2 separate regions of the Homo sapiens genome follow, and region 2 is linked to region 1. Evidence: chromatin loops called from intact Hi-C (ENCODE). Cell type or tissue: MCF 10A. All regions are shown on one strand.

Evidence for each region. Hi-C counts contacts between places; a loop is a spot of excess contacts. Peaks named below come from ENCODE experiments on the same cell type or tissue, not always from the same donor. Only the 100,000 strongest peaks of a DNase experiment are listed, where the experiment ranks them.
Region 2: a loop joins it to region 1, with 3 times the contacts of the local background. A loop is called at or near these places in 2 of 110 quality-filtered maps.

The regions. Positions count from the first base shown.
Region 1 is chr5:146,422,819-146,430,818 of GRCh38, forward strand. No RefSeq gene overlaps it. Among named protein-coding and RNA genes, the nearest start is that of TCERG1, 21 kb to the right of the region's middle. In MCF 10A, a CTCF peak has its summit at 4,523 (motif pointing left); a DNase peak (open chromatin) is centred at 4,513.
Region 2 is chr5:146,076,213-146,084,212 of GRCh38, forward strand. It overlaps a transcript of SH3RF2 not described here. Among named protein-coding and RNA genes, the nearest start is that of PLAC8L1, 25 kb to the right of the region's middle. RefSeq lists an enhancer at 367-536. In MCF 10A, no CTCF peak of the experiment used is centred here; a DNase peak (open chromatin) is centred at 3,659.

The DNA.
Region 1 (8,000 bases):
TGAGCAGAGATCACACCATTGCACTCTAGCCTGGATGAAAGAGTTAAACTCTGTCTCAAAGAAAAAAAAAGTATATATATATAATCAATAAGGATAGGAAAACCCTAATGTTGAATTTAAAAAGAAACAAACGAACCTATTTCAAGGTTTAAAGGCTTTTAAACAGACTTCTACTTTTAAGTGGGCTACATTCTAAGGACATTTTTTAAAACTGTAATCTTGAACTTTGTTAGGTTTGTTGTTGGTAGTGGTGTTGATGTAGTAAGTCTAATATTATTGAGTATTATAGAAGAGAGCAGAAGAGTAAATATAGTGATGTTCATGAAAACCAGCATTCTTCCTTTGAGAAAAGAGAGGTAAAAATATGGGCTGGGCGCAGTGGCTCACGCCTGTAACCCCAGCCCTTTGGGAGGTCAAGGTGGGATCACTTGAGTCCAGGGATTCGAGACCAGCCTGGGCAACAAAGCAAGACCCCATCTATAAAAAAAAAAAAAATTAGCTGGGTAAGGTGGTATGTACCTGTAGTCCCAGCTACTTGGGAGGCTGAGGCAGGAGGATTGCTGGAGTCTGGGAGGTTGAGACTGCAGTGAGTTATGATATTGCCATGGGACTCCAACCCAGGCAACAGAGCAAGACCTTGTCTCAAAAAAATGAAAAAGATAAAAATATGGACTGGGAGGACAAGAGGAAGAACTGCTGGTATTGGATTGGAGTTGGGGGATTCAGATAAATTAATGATTTTAAATAAAATATACTTTCTGGCTCTGTCTACTGAAAGGGCCTAGAGGCAATGAGACTCCAATAGCAAGAGCACTCTTCCTACTCATTTTTTTTTCTAAGAACTGAAGGTTTCCACTAAAAGAAACTGAATCTCCTTGGAGAAATGGCTGATTCAATGTCTGGAGCAAAGAAAGTGCAAGATGAGCCTGGGACCTCCTCTGCTACAGAATCGTGAAATAAGTAAAGAAGCACTCAAAACCAACAGGCATATGTCAGAAGGACACAGAGACCAACTGGAAGGGGCTCCCGTTGGCCTAATTTGGGACAAATTGAGAATTGAAAAGAAAACCGATGGTAATGATTTTTCCTAGTTGACAGTGATACTCAAGAACATTAAAAGGTGAGTATGAGAGGAGAGCATTTGCTTAAACAGCAGAATGCCAGCTTGTAAATGTGGAAGAAATGATAGGATTAGAAAAATTGTGATTTTTGCAATCACCAACATTATAATTGATTCAGTCAAAGTTTATTAATGAATGCTAGAACATGGTAAAAGTTGTGGAGGAACAAGATATTTTCATATCCTCCATGTACCATCCCAGAGATTACTTATTAATTATAAAGTGGGGAAATATACCTTTACAGTGAAGAATTCTAGCAGGCAACACCTTAATCAGAGGATTAAATTTAGCATCACCTATAACAGGGCACAGTGATATCATATGCCTCTTGTTATGAACACTGAGAGGGACCCAACATCACTTCTGTAGAAGTTTTTGCTAAAAGTCTTTAACTAAATCTAATTCTGAAGAAATATCCAGATAATCCAAATTGTGGGACATTCTATAAAAGAACTGACCTGAAGGCCCTCTCCCCATTTCCCCGCAAATGTCAAGAGAACTGTTCTAAAATAGACTATAGAGACGTGACAGCTAAAACAGCATGTGATTCTTGATGAATCCCGGATAAAAACAAAAACAAAGGCAAAACTAAGACAAAACAAAACAAGTAAAGCTTCAAAGGGTGGTACTGGGGGAAAAGCTATATATATTTAATAAGACTTTTAAAATATTAGATAATACCTCAATGTTGAATCTATTAGATTGACAATTTGGTTATACAGGAAAATGTCCTTGTTTCTTTGGAGGTAAATGCCAAAGTACTATGGAGTGAAGCTTCATAAAGTTTTTAATGTACTTTCCAATTTTCAGCCCCCAAACCCCACTATCTATCTATCTGTCTATGAAAAACACCCATATACGTATATGGAGTTATGTACAATAAACAAGAGTAGTGAAATGTTAACAATGGGTGATTGCAGGTGAAGGATATTTGAGAGTTCATTGTATTTTCTTTTTAAACTTTTCTGTAGGTTTAAACATTTTCAAAATAAAAGGTTGGGAGTTAGGGAGGCATAAACATGTGGGCTGCCGGTGGATGCCTGGCCCCAAGGCAGTCAACCTACAGATTCACAGCTAGAGACCTAGGACCTAAGCCACATGGCCTGAAAAGATGAGCTATTCTATATTGGTCAGGATCCTCTTGGCTTCAAGTAACAGGACACCCGAGTCAAAGTAGCTTAAACCTTAAGGATACCTCATGTAACAAGAAGTCTGAAGGTAAGTGGCTCGAGGGCTGGTCAGTTTGTCAGCTCAAGGATGTTGACGCCCTCTTCTGTCAGTTTCTCTGTCGTTCTCTTGGCTTTGCCTCATGGGTGCATGATAGGTACAACCGCGTCATGCATCATGTCCTCATGTGACATCCAAAGCAGGCAGGAAGCGGGTGGGCCAGCTCCCTCTCAGGCCTCCCCGTCTCGTATCAGGGATAACACTCTTTCCCATAATCCGCCCCCCAGCCCCGCAAAAGTTCCCTTACCTCTCAGCGCTCTTACAAACCAATGATGTATTCACCACCTGAGGTTGTTCACCTGAACAAACCTGATGAGGAGGGTGGTTGCTGAGTGGGCAGCCAGCGGTGTTGGCCACAGGAGCCAACCAGACTCCCCCCGCTCAGGAAACTAAGCCTAGAAACGCAACTTGTGTGTGCTGTTAGCAGTCCAGCTGATGGTGAATGGACAAGAAGTTGAGGACATGAGCCATGGATAAGCCAAGGTTAAGACAAAAGAAAACACCATCTCTATCCCTGTAGTGATAGAGGGTGAGAAAGCCATTTGGTAGGGAAAGTGAAATAGAGCACATGGTCTGAGTCAGTGAAGCTGCCCTTAGGGTTAGAAATGGCTCCCCCAGCTGCCTGGATCCCTGATGTTTTCTGGTTAAGATTTCAGTTCCAGGCCACATAGAATGGACTAGTCAGAACTCCTTATTGGCCAGTAACAGAACAAAATACTGCCCTGGCATCAAAGAGGAATTAGTTTAAAATGTTCAGGAATGTCTTACTATCTAAGGCAAGAATTGTAGGAAGTGTAGCCAGGCCTTAGAAAGTGCTAGCACCAGGTGGCTTCTCTTTGACTCTTGTCTCTGTGTTTCTCTACTGAGCATTTTATTCTTATCTCTGCAGTAGATAAGCAAATATCTTCGCATCTGGTCTCCAATGTTATTATCATACATCCACCCACATCTCCTGAATTCTCATTAAAGTTTTGACGCTGCTGAGAGCCCATGTGGTAGACAGTCCCTCGGTCCTACTTTCAAATTCCCAGAGGAGAGAAGCTGAGAAGCCTAAGTTGGGTCAGATGTCCAATCTGTCAAGTCCATGGGCTTCAGGTCACAACAGATAAATAGTGGGTAAGGAGGAGGAGTATTAGGAGAAAGGGGTCACTGATGTAAGGCCGCAAAGATATCCCAACGGCATCCACTATGATCCCCTTAAAGTACTGGTTCTCAAGGTTGGGGGTAGGAATTCCTCCCCACCCCCACTTTTGGCAATGTCTGGAGGCATTTTTGGTTATTACAGCTTGGGGGGTGGATGCTACTTCCATCTAATGGGTAGAGGCCGGGGTGTTGCGAAACATCCTAGAATGCTCCTATGACAGAAAATTACTTTGTCCAAAATCTCAATAGTACTGAGGTTGAGAAATCATGCTCCCCTTTTGATCCTGTAATGGGCCTTTCCACCAAATGGAGCATCGGTATTCACAGAGCACAAACCCATGCCTAATATGTAGGAGGACTCTTAAATATTTGCTGGACAGAAGGTGAGTGAAAATACCATTCTAAAACAGGGTGGACACTGATTCTACTTCTGATTACCCAGGTTCAGGGTGTACTCTGGGTGAAGCCACCATGGGAGCGCACAAAGGCAGGGAATGGTGAAATTCTTGCCTTGGGGAGTGGAAGGTAGGGGTGTGTAGAACAGAAGATGGAATAAGCAGAAACAGATGCAAATAGAAGACAGAACCATAAACCCACGCACAACTTGCTCTTGCAAGTGCTCACAACACAAGTAGCAGCTGCTTCTCTGGTACCTGCCCCTCCTACACACCATAAGGGAGAGCTGCCGAGCCTTAAGTCCTAAACAGCTGTAGGATATGATATAAGCATCTTTCCCCCCAGTAATTCGTCGGGCAGGCAGGTACAGGCTCCAGGCCACTGGGGTTTCTTTTTTGGTTTAGTAGATACATGTGCTTTCATTTCTTAAGGAACATTGTCAGCCTGAAATCTTAGAAAAACAAAAACACCTGTAAATAATTCAGAGTGAAGACAACTCCAGAAATAAGGAGAGGGAAGAGTTTGTAAGGCTGAGTATTTTCCTAAAACTCCTGACAACCAGAGTCTACTACTGGGCAAAGGAGAATAAGTTTTCTGGCAGAAACGCCAGAAAAGTTAGATAATGCAAAGTCTTTGCTGCCCTCTACTGATGAAAATGAAGACTAACGTGTGGTTTGAGAGGAGAGAGGTTTTTCAATTACCATTCCATTTTTTCATTTACTTTTTCAACACCTATTTACTCAGCTTATACTTGGTGCAGGTGATGTGCAAAGCATTGAGTACAGTAGCAAAAATTACAGAGCAGGTGCTTGTTCTCATGAAACTTACAATCTGCCAAAGGAAACCAATTTTGTATGTCAACAAACAGGAAACATTTTAAGGTTGTTGAAAGTGCTCTGAACGTTAACAGGCTAATGTGGAGATGTGTGGGTGGGGGAGACGGGGTACAGGGGGATGGCAGGCAATTTAAGAATGGAAGGTTGTGACAACGCCAGCTGTGCCAGGAGAGGCCAAGAGCTTTTCATGCAGAGAGAGAAGTGGGTGTAAACTCCAGAGACAGAAAAGTGCTCCCTGGGTCCTTGAACTCCGTGCAGGAGCAGAGGGCTGTGTGGAGAGGCCAGAGAAGTGGGCAAGTACCAGTTCACAGAGGGTCCCAGTATTTTGCCCAGGAGCTGGGATTTTGTTTGGGATACATTTTATTCAGAAGAGGAAGCTATTGAGCATTTGCTATTTTTGTCTTTCAAGGACTATTTTTTTTAATAGTACATACTCGCTACAGGGTATCAATAAAGATTTTTTTTTCCCAGAAATATCAGAAAGTTTAAAAAGTGCATACATTAAATAACTATATTAACATCTAGAGAAGCCGGGCGCAGTGGCTCACGCCTGTAATCCCAGCATTTTGGGAGGCCGAGGTGCGTGGATCACTTGGGGTCAGGAGTTCAAGACCTGCCCGGACAACATGGTGAAACCCTGTCTTTACTAAAAATACAAAAACTAGCTGAGCGTGGTGCCACGCACCTGTAGTCTCAGTTGATCCAGAGGCTGAAACACGAAGATTGCTTGCACCTCGGAGGCGGAGGTTGCAGTGAGCCAAGATCGCACCACTGCACTCCAAGCTGACTGACAGAGCGAGACTCCATCTCAAAACAAAACAAAAATCATCTAGAGGATTATTTTGTCTTCTGTGTGGATGATGGACAGTAGGGCAGCGGGGCAAGAGGAGGAGACAGAGCCAGGTGGTGCTGTGTGGGAGTCAAGCTGGGAAGATGGACAGAAATGAATGGATATGAGGTGGCTTTGGTGGTCTCACCTTCAGGACCCTCTGGTGGGTTGGATGTGGAGGACAGTGACACGGAGAGAGCTGCCAAGGCTGTGAGGACAAGAAAATCAGCTATGACACACGTTTGAAGAGCAGTGGCACCTGCAGGCTCCATCCCTGGCTCTTTGCTGGCCAGTGGGCCAGGGCCATTTGCCTGCCCACCATGCTCTCTCCTCCTGCCTAGTCTGGGTGATTACACCTGACAGGGTTCAGAGAGGCATCCCTCATAAAAATGGCCATAAAGCCGTTTGCTAATACGAAGCCTCCCATAAATGTCAGGTGATGAGAATTACAGCCCCGCAGGCTCATAAAAGAGCATGTCATGGCTTGAGGAAGCCACAGCGACGGTGAGGGCACCAGACTGTCTTTCCAAGCTGTATTTTAGTTTCGGGGAAGATATGACTGGAGGAAGTGCAGTGCTGGCTGAGGCCAAAGTGGCTCAGAACCTTAAGTGAAAGGCCCAGTTATGAAACCTGTCAGCAAAGCTTCCGTCCCGTGGCCCAGGGCTTCTTCAAGGTGAAGTGGAATGTATTCTGAACTTGTAGAACTTAGCCAGGAGGAGTAGGGGCATTAGTGAACCTGGCCTCAGGCAGCCTCTGATTCCGGGGAATAAACAACATACTGTTTCCTACTTTTTCCAATCCTTGACCCACCTGTCAGCTAATTAGTACATAGCCCAGGTGTTCTCTCTGCCTTGAGCTGCTCCCCTGCTTACCATCTGTCTAGCAATCCTTTGATGCACCCCATATGTCTCACAGCCCTGACCCCCCAACCTCTTTCTTTCTCTCCCTTTATTTTTTTTCTCTCTCTTTCATGTCCAGTCAACATTCAGCTAAAAATCGCTGGTATCCTATAATAAACATGACATTGTGCTGGGATTCTGGAAACCAGGCTGGGGGCAAAGAAACATGATATGAAGACCCCATCCAGAAGAAGTTACACATCTAGGACAGGCAGCTAGGTGAGTAACTTCTTCTGAGAGCACATCCACACTTAAAAAGTAAAACAATAGTAAATAATTGTGGCCAATATCAATATTGAAGGCTGATTGCATGCCAGGTACCTGCCAAGGGCATTAGCTCTTGTGGTCCTCCTGATAACCTGTTGAGGTGAGTACTACTATGATTCTCATGTTGAGATCAAGAGGCTGAGGCTGGGGAGGTGGGGACCTTTGCAGGGCGACATAGCCTGTGACCTTTTTAAATGCAGGTTGGCATGATCCTGAAGCCTGTATGCCGCTCGGCTCTGGCACATCAACCAGGATAAACTGAGGCTCCTAATAGTATGGGCATATCCTGCATGCTGCTCCACTTCTGGGGCCACTCTGCCTTTTGCTCGCTCTTAACTTTTCTTCCACACACACCACACATACATGTGCACACACACACATCTTGATCCATAATCCCATCCTGACCCCTATCCTTTGGATCCTAATGACATTTTGACATTGAATAAAAATTATGCAAAATTATTGCCTGCTCATTGAGAGAGCAATTTCAGGAACAAACACCAATAACCCCAATAAATTCCAATAAACTCAACATAATAATTAGCCTTAATAAATAATAAACACCAATATATTTTTGAATCAATTTTTATATTACATAACGTTGTTTTAATTTTGGGGATTAATTCTTTTTGGTTTCCTAAAGTGGTTTCTTTTCTTTTTTTTTGAAACAGGGTCTCACTCTGTCGCCCATGCTGGAGTACAGTGGCATGATCACGACTCACTGCAGCCTCAACCTCCTAGGCTTAATTGATCCTCCCAACTCAGCCTCCCAAGAAATAGCTGGGACCCCAGGCGCGTGCCACATGCCAGGCTAATTTTTGTATTTTTTGTAGCGATGGGGTTTCACCATGTTGTCCCGGCTGGTCTGAAACTCCTGGGCTCAAGTGATTCACCCACCTCGGCCTCCCAAAGTGCTGGGATTACAGGCATGAACCACTGTGCTTGCCCTAAAGTTATGTCTGGCAGTTCTTTATGTAAATTTTAGAGTGAAAATTTAATCATCAAGAGTTCTGTCTGCATCAAATTGTACCAATTTTAGGTATTATTTGTGTGAGGTTTCTTCAGTGACTTATTTTTACCAGATCCAATTTTCCTGGGTCAAATTTTGCAGATCTGCATTTCAAGATTTGCTCCATTTTTAGTCAATATCACATTTTTACCACATACAATCAGTCATAGCCATTTTCAGTTTTAATTTGTGTTGGTTATTTTTGCCAGAAATATCCCTTATAAATTGAACAGCAGATTAATGGTTTATTTACTCATTTCTTATTCAACGGGA
Region 2 (8,000 bases), 350 kb before region 1:
AGCAAACAAACCACTGCTACTCGCTTGGGATGCAGATGCTGTAATCTGGGAGGGGCATTCTCACAGCTGCCGACACCAAGACTGATAATACAGATCAAAGCGGCCATCTCTGGGCCCATTGTGATATTAACAGGTTGAACCTTCTCCATAGGTGGACACCCAGCATCAGCACTGGCACCAACCTAGGCACAGGGAGGAGAGGCAGGATATGTCTAAGGCAGACCGCCTTCCTTTTGAGGGCTAAAATTGGTAAATAACAAAATGAACCCCCCGCCCATGTTCAGTGGTATGTAGTGAAGACAGCATAACTCCAAATCCTGTGTAATTTATTGACATGGTGAGACGCAGAATGCATCCTCGTTATCAAGGAATGCCTGCTTCTCCCGCTGAATGCAAAGCAGCCACCTGGAGCCTCTGACAGCTCTTACTTGCTGTTGTGCTGAATGGAGCACATTAGCTAATGAGGAAGTGCTGCATTGCATTTGCAGGCCCTGGGAGCTCAGAGCAGCTCAGTTTTGAGCCCAGATGTGGTTGTCTGCTTGAAAATTGGGGCTCCTCTGGTACATTCAGTCTCTGGAGCCAAAGATCTTAGTTCTGCCTTTGTAAGTTGGGAGTTTAGGTAAGACTCCCCAAATTGATGTGATAAGACTTCCACAAACCGCTTGTAAGATCTGACTGTTCCACACCACCCCCACAAAGAATGAGGCTGTGATCATTATTAAAGTTTCCCCAAAGAGAAAACTAGCCTGTTACATCAGCACAAGTCCCTGGACAGAAAAGAAATCAGGGTCTAGATGAAAGAAAATTGGACAGGAGATAGAAAATTATCGAACCAATTTCCCATCATCCTTTTAGCTTTCTCCTTTCCTCCTCCAGCATGGTTAGTTTGGACTTTATTTGTACTCAGAAGGGCCAAGAGCCATGCAACAAAGTCATAAAGATCGAACTTCTGTTATGTGCAATCAAACCACCTGCCCTCCCCTCACAAGGGGCTGCCAGAGAGGTTTGGCTGCACTTTCCTCTGGAGCATCCTCAGCCTAGAAAGAGAAAGGAGGCAAGAGATTGGCCAGGGAGGGGAGGATATTGATTACATGTGTGAGGATCATAGGAATGCAGGTTGAGTTTGGTCATCAAAATACAATATTTGAGACCTCAGAGAAATTCTGGGGGCTCATGGATTTTAACTTTTTATTTTTGAAATAATTTCAGACTTTTATAAATGTTTGCTAAAACAGTGCAAAGAGTTCCTGTAAACTCTCCCACTAGGTTCCCCAAAAGTTAACATTTTACCAGGTTCATTTTTATTTTTTCTGGACCATTTGAGTGTAAGTTGGAGACTAAATGCTCACTTATCCCTAAACATTTCAGTGTGTATTTTTTAAAAATAAGAATATGCACTTACATAACCATAATAAAATCATGTTGATATAGTACTATTAACTAGTCTACAGGTCTTATTCAATTGCCCTTCTATTTTTTAATTGTCCTGTTTTCCCTTATAGAAAAATTATTTCAAAAGTCTTTTCTAGGACCCCTTTCAAGACCACATCTTGCATATAGTTGTCATACCTCTTTAGTTTCCTTTAATGTGGAACAGTTCCTCAAGATTCATTTTCTTTCATGGTCTTGGAATTTTGAATATTATAAGCCATTTATTTTATGGAATGTCTCTCAATTTGTGTTTGTTGTTTCTTCATCATTAGATTCAGGGTTTAGAGTAGGAGTAGGGGGCTTGGCAGTAACGGATGATAACCGGTAGAATGAAATAGGAATCCCTGAGCCTATACTGACATAAATAAATAAATGTAGGAGAAGGAAAAGCTCTCCCTTATGGTCAAGTGCCAACCTCTGAGTGTAAAAGGAATTATGGAATTAAAAAAAATAATTTGGCAACCATTCAGTAGTAATTGGTTCAGGCAATAACCATGAATGAATATTAAAACTAGTGGATGAAAGCTTGAAAAGTCTCAGAATATCTCCTCACAAGATACTTATTAGTCACTGAAGGAAAAAGAAATCACAACTTTACAGTACCAAACACCTTAACCAAAACACCAAAGTTAGCATCACAAGCAATGAGGAAACAGATACTGTGTACCTCCTGATATGATGCACTCAGAAGACCACAGCATCTCTTCTGGGAGAAGATAAATTTCTGCCCAAAAGATGTTAAGAATTCTGAAGAACTATAGTTCTTCCCAGCTGCATTCGCACACAACAGACTCTGAAATCCTTTTTACCTTACAGAGCCTGCCTTGGTCATCTTCCCAGGAGGAATTCATGACAACTGGGATGCAGAAGAGAGCAAATGATCTGCTGGGATGGAAACTGCTCAATGGAGAGTTTGTGGACTGCATGATATTCCTTGAACATCAGGGATGGTACAGGGATACCAATAGTCTGGCCTCCAAGACAGGAGAGTAATAGGAGGAAGAGCAAATCTGTCTTCACCTGCAGTATTAATGGGTGGTGGGCCAGAATGGAGGAAAGCAAGTGAGTCATGTGCTGCTACAGGTTACACCAAACTCCCATCCCTCTGTTACTCACTGCTGTTGTCAAAGCCAAACTTTATCTTGCTAATTTCTCACAGCTTGGCACCTAACAAATGACAAGGCAGGACATCCAATGCCTTCGAGCTCTGTGGTCTGGCCTGTCTCTCCAGATCAGATTTAGAGTGAGGTAGCAGATGACATAATATTCTCTTTGGTGTTCAATCCGAAGAGGCCAATGCTTCAGCACAATGTCCCCTAGCCATCACCCCCAGCCCGACTCCCCACCAAGCATCCTGCATCCCTCTGCCACATCTTCATTCTTTTCCATTCTGTCTTTTCCCCGATACCTTCTGACCCCAGGGATTTCTAATAGAGCATAATGATCAAGAAAATAAAGACCTGGTACATAAAGAGTCTCAGAAAAAAAATCCATGATGTTATATGAAAGATACCAAACTGCAATGCTTACAAAGAGGCTATTTCAAGTAGAAAGATATAAATATCACTTATAACCATGCATCCTTTATGTTCATAAATAAGTCATCATAAAGAACAAGCCATTAGAAGACATTCTAATCCTTGTTTTTAAAAAAAAGACTATAATCTAAGATACAATTCTAAAATTACTGTGCTAACCTGCAAGAGACATTGCTCACATAAATGAAATTCATATATACCGTGATGTTATTTGAACCATATATTTTCATCTTCTCCTCCTCTCTTAAGACATCAATAAGAATTTGATTTTTAAAGGCACATGCTGCTCTGATTATCAAAGACAATAACACAAATGCAGCATCACTGGGATATGTCGGTTGTTTTAAAGTTCAGATCCTAATTTTACTGAGGAAGCATCCTCAGTTTTTCATCCAGCCCTGCTTGTAAACAGGATCCAGCATCAGCCAGACCATGAGCAGAGTAAGGATTGCATCTGGAGGTTACAGAAATGTTTTCTTCTATGTGAAGCTATCACATGCAGGGGTTAAACAGGCAGCCATCTTTTAATGCGATGAATAATTTGGACTTCTTAGCCACACCCTTGTCTCGGTTAACCACAGGAGGAGGTGACAATACACCACAAGAAGCCCCAGAGTTCTGGCTTTATCTGCCAAGTGGTAGGTGAGAAGGGAAGAGGTGGGATTGAGCACACTGGCTATTTATACCTTGTCTTCAAAGCCCTCTTAGTCACATTTCCATCTTCATGCATTGGCTTCTGCCTTACAATTGAGCAATAGGAAACCACCACTCCTAATTTTTGCACGTGCTGCTTTTTAAGTCTCTGGGAACTTTCCATGAGGTATAGTGGAGGGTTTCATAAGGATTTAGCTCTTCCTTCGAACCTGCTTGGCCGATAAACCAGATATTTTTTTAAAACACAGCATACAGATTCCAAATGATCAAGGATCAAAAAGTGTTGGGGATGTCAGGAAGGATGCAAGGATGGGCTTGAATGATCACAATGAGTCAACCCAGAAATGTGCAGTAGAATAGTTTGCTAATGGTGACATCTGAGTTGCATCTCCCGGAAATATTGTTTCTTATTATTACACTTTGGGTCGGGGGAAGGGGTGTTAAGGGTAAAAAGAGGAAGGAGCAAATAGATAAAGAGAAAAATTCATGCCTCCAGGAAACATAAGCAGAAAAACTATAGACTTGTGTCTCTGCTTATTTTTTTAAGTACAGTGTTTTTAATAGACCAAAGAGAATCTCTATGAGTTAATATGTATGTGAATAATGTTTATAAAAGGGGTATAATGTGTTAGTCATTATGGAATATTGTATAAATAAACCTTCCATATATAAAACATATAAAAAATGATTGCTTAGGGCAGTGGACACTTAAGGACTTCCAAACCTTTCATATCTTCATCCCAAAAAATAGAGCGTTCCAGGGCTGGCAACTTATTTCCTTAGTATATTCCACTGTAAAGCCAAGAGGTGTGGGGGCTTGTTTTCTGGTTTTGTAATTTGTAATAATCCGTATGGATTACTGTAAAATGTCTGTTGCATGTGTGTTGGTGTTGGTGTTGGTGTTGTTTACCCACATGGAGTCATCAGAGATTTGTTCCACACTTTGTATCCTGGAAAACCAAAAGGAATTTTCTTTTCTTCGAGACAGAGTCTCGCTCTGTCGCCCAGGCTGGAGTGCAGTGGTGCCATCTTGGCTCACTGCAACCTCCGCCTCCCGAATTCAAGTGATTCTCCTGCCTCAGCCTCCCGAGTAGCTGGGACTACAGGTGCGTGCCACCTTGCCCTGCTAATTTTTTGTATTTTTAGTAGAGACGGGGTCTCACCGTGTTAGCCAGGATTGTCTCGATCTCCTGACCTTGTGATCTGCCCGCCTCGGCCTCCCAAAGTGCTGGGATTACAGACGTGAGCCACCATGCCCGGCCTGGAATTTTCTAGTAAGAAGAAAAACATACAGAATATGTCTTCACTGTTGGGTAACTCTCAAATTTGTAGCAATCCAGATTTTTTGTAAAACTGTGCTAATGGGATATTTAATGTCAGAGTTATTGTCTCTCACTTCAATATCTAGTACTGGATAATGTTTCTCCTGGGAGCACGTATTTTTTTTTCAAGTCCTCTTTTCCTGGACTTAACATGTTCTTCTAGAAGACACCAGAAGTCATGACCCTAAGCCCCCTCCCTTCAGGACCACTTTCTACCATCGGTTTTCAAAAAACTATCCACATGTTAATTCTGTTTTATGTTCTGTGATTCTGTGGTAGACTCAGTGCTTTCAGAGTCCAGAGCTTGACTTGGGTTAGTGGCCTTAATGAAGTGCTAAATTTGCTCTTTACCGCGAGACTGATCAGAAGAAGCAAAAGGGGAAAGGGGGCTAGAGGTCCACTCGCACCTTTTACATCAGACAAGAGGAGGACTGTGCCAGAAATCTGTGCATGAAACACCATCTGCTCTTCATGCAGGGAGGGGTCAACCGTGTGAACGTGCAGAGATTACTCGAGCCTTCTTTGCCAAAAATATGCATTCTTCCCAGCTGTAAGCGTGTGAAGCCAAATATGTCTTTTAGCATGAAACAATAAAAACATGTTTATTTTCACTTAATAGGTTATTCCCCAGGCCTGGATTTTTTTTTTTTCAGTAGTTGATTTGGAGAGGGCAACACTTCATCATAAATTGTCAACAGTGAGCATTTGATTTCTCCCAAAGGGGTTTAACTCCTGGCAGCTGCTCTGGACATCCAAAAGGGAGGGTTGGGAGGAGAGGAAATCACTTTGACGGATGGGAATTGCTAAGTTTCAGTGGAGGTAGGTGGAGAAACAGGCAAGAAACACTTCCTTTTAATGCTCAGCAGGCTGAATTCACCTCTGTGGAGCAAACTCTGGTTTGTACAACCATGAGGGCCCACAAAGGCCTCTTGGCTGGAAGTCTTCTCTGCCTGATGAGTGCAAAGGTTAGGTGCACAGCCTCAAGTGCCTGATTTCCTGTGTTGCCAGCTGTTTAGCCTTGGGTAAGTTACCTAACCTCTCTGTGGCTCAGATCCCTTTTCTAGAAAATGGAGATATAATAGCACCTTTCTAAGGGATGTTAAGGATAAATTTCTTAAAACATGTAGAGTGCTTTGAAGAGTGCCTGGCACATATAAGTGCTTCATAAAATTAGTATTTTACCACCTTCACAATGTTTGCCATATCCATCTATTGCCTGTGTTATTATTTACTTAAAATTCTTATTTTAATTGACTCAGTTTTCTTTTTTGAGGTGGGGGCAACTTCATCTCTAGTATCAACTTTCATCTAGAATTTAATTTAAAGGAAAACTTTATGTTCCAATAGTAAATTAGTAAAATTTGGCCAGGTACAGTGGCTCACACCTGTAATCCCAGCACTTTTGGAGGCCAAGGCAGGTGGATCGCTTGAGCCCAGGAGTTCGAGACCAGCCTAGGCAACATGGCAAAACCCTGTCTCTACTAAAAACACAAAACTTAGCCAGGTGTGGGGGCACACGCCTATAATCCCAGCTACTCTGAGGCACAAGAATTACTTGAACCCAGGAAATGGAGGTTGCAGTAAGCCAAGGTCATGCCACTGCACTACAGCCTGGGCAACAGAGCAAGATTCAGTCTCAAAAAAAAGGAAAATTAGTATCATTTTCCACAAATATAAAGTAGCCATAAAACAGTAATCACACTTATTGAGTCCATCCTACCTGCCAGGCAGTGTGCTAAATGTCTTGATGTACAATTCTCATGCCCTGCAAAGTCAGTACTATCACCATCTCACTTTCCGGATAAGGAAACTGAAACAGAGAGAGGTTAGCAAGTTTGCCTATGGTTGTGTAATTAGTAAACAGAGGAGGCATTTCAGGCTGCAGAACCCAGGTTCTTTGGCACTGTTCGGTGCTGCTGCCCTAACAAAAACATCTACCAAACATGGTAGATGGTCACTTCTTAGGGCTGCTAAAATAAATGATCACAAACTGGGTAGCTTATTCTGTCACGGTCTGGAGGCTAGAAGTCCAGTATTAAGATGTTGGCAGGGCCATGCTCCCTCCAAAATCTCTGAGGGAGGATTTTCTCTTGCCTCTTCCAACCTCTGGTAGCCCCAGGCATTCCTGGGCTTGTGGCAGCATCACTCCCATCTCTGCCTTTGTCTTCACATACCCGTCTTCCCTCTGTGTCTCTATCTTTGTGTCTTTTCTCCTCTTCTTGTAAGGACACCAGTCATACTGGATTAGGACCCACCCTGAAGATCTCATTTTAAACTAGTTACAACGGCAAAGACCCTATTTCCAGATAAAATCGTGTTCACAGTTACCAGGGGTTAAGACTTCAACATATCTTTTGATGGAGGAGTGGGAGGTGGGGAACACAATTCCACCTATAGCTGTTGCTGCCTGAGGTTTTGAACCTGGGGCCTGAAGAAGATTTCTAAGTGTTACAGAAGTGTTCAAGATGAGCACCAACCTGAGACTTTCTCCTTCAAGCAATCAGACCTGAAGAGTTGGGACAAGGGAAAGACAATGGCTGATGTGTTTCAGTGACATTTCCAGCCAGTCCAGATGCTACCTAAAGTTAGCCACCTCCTGCCCCATCCCTGATACTCTGAGGAAGGTGGCTTGACATAAGAAAGCCACATAACAACTCCTCCAGCTTCTCAGACATCCCTCATGAAAGGATGGCAGTAGAAATCTGGAGGGGGAAAAGCAAGCTTCCAAAACTCCAGCAGGGGAGGGGAGGCACAAAACTCACCTCTAGGCTGGGCGCGATGGCTCACGTCTGTAATCCCAGCACTTTGAGAGGCTGAGGCGTGTGGATCACCTGAGGTCAGGAGTTCAAGTCCAGCCTGGCCAACATGGTGAAATGCCGTCTCTACTAAAAATGCAAAAATTAGCCAGGTGTGTTGGTACATGCCTGTAATCCCAGCTACTCAGGAGGCTGAGACAGGAGAATTGCTTGAAGGCAAGATGGCGCCACTGCACTCCAGCCTGGGTGACAGAGCCAAGACTCTGTCTCAAAAAATAAACAAACAAGAAAACTCACCT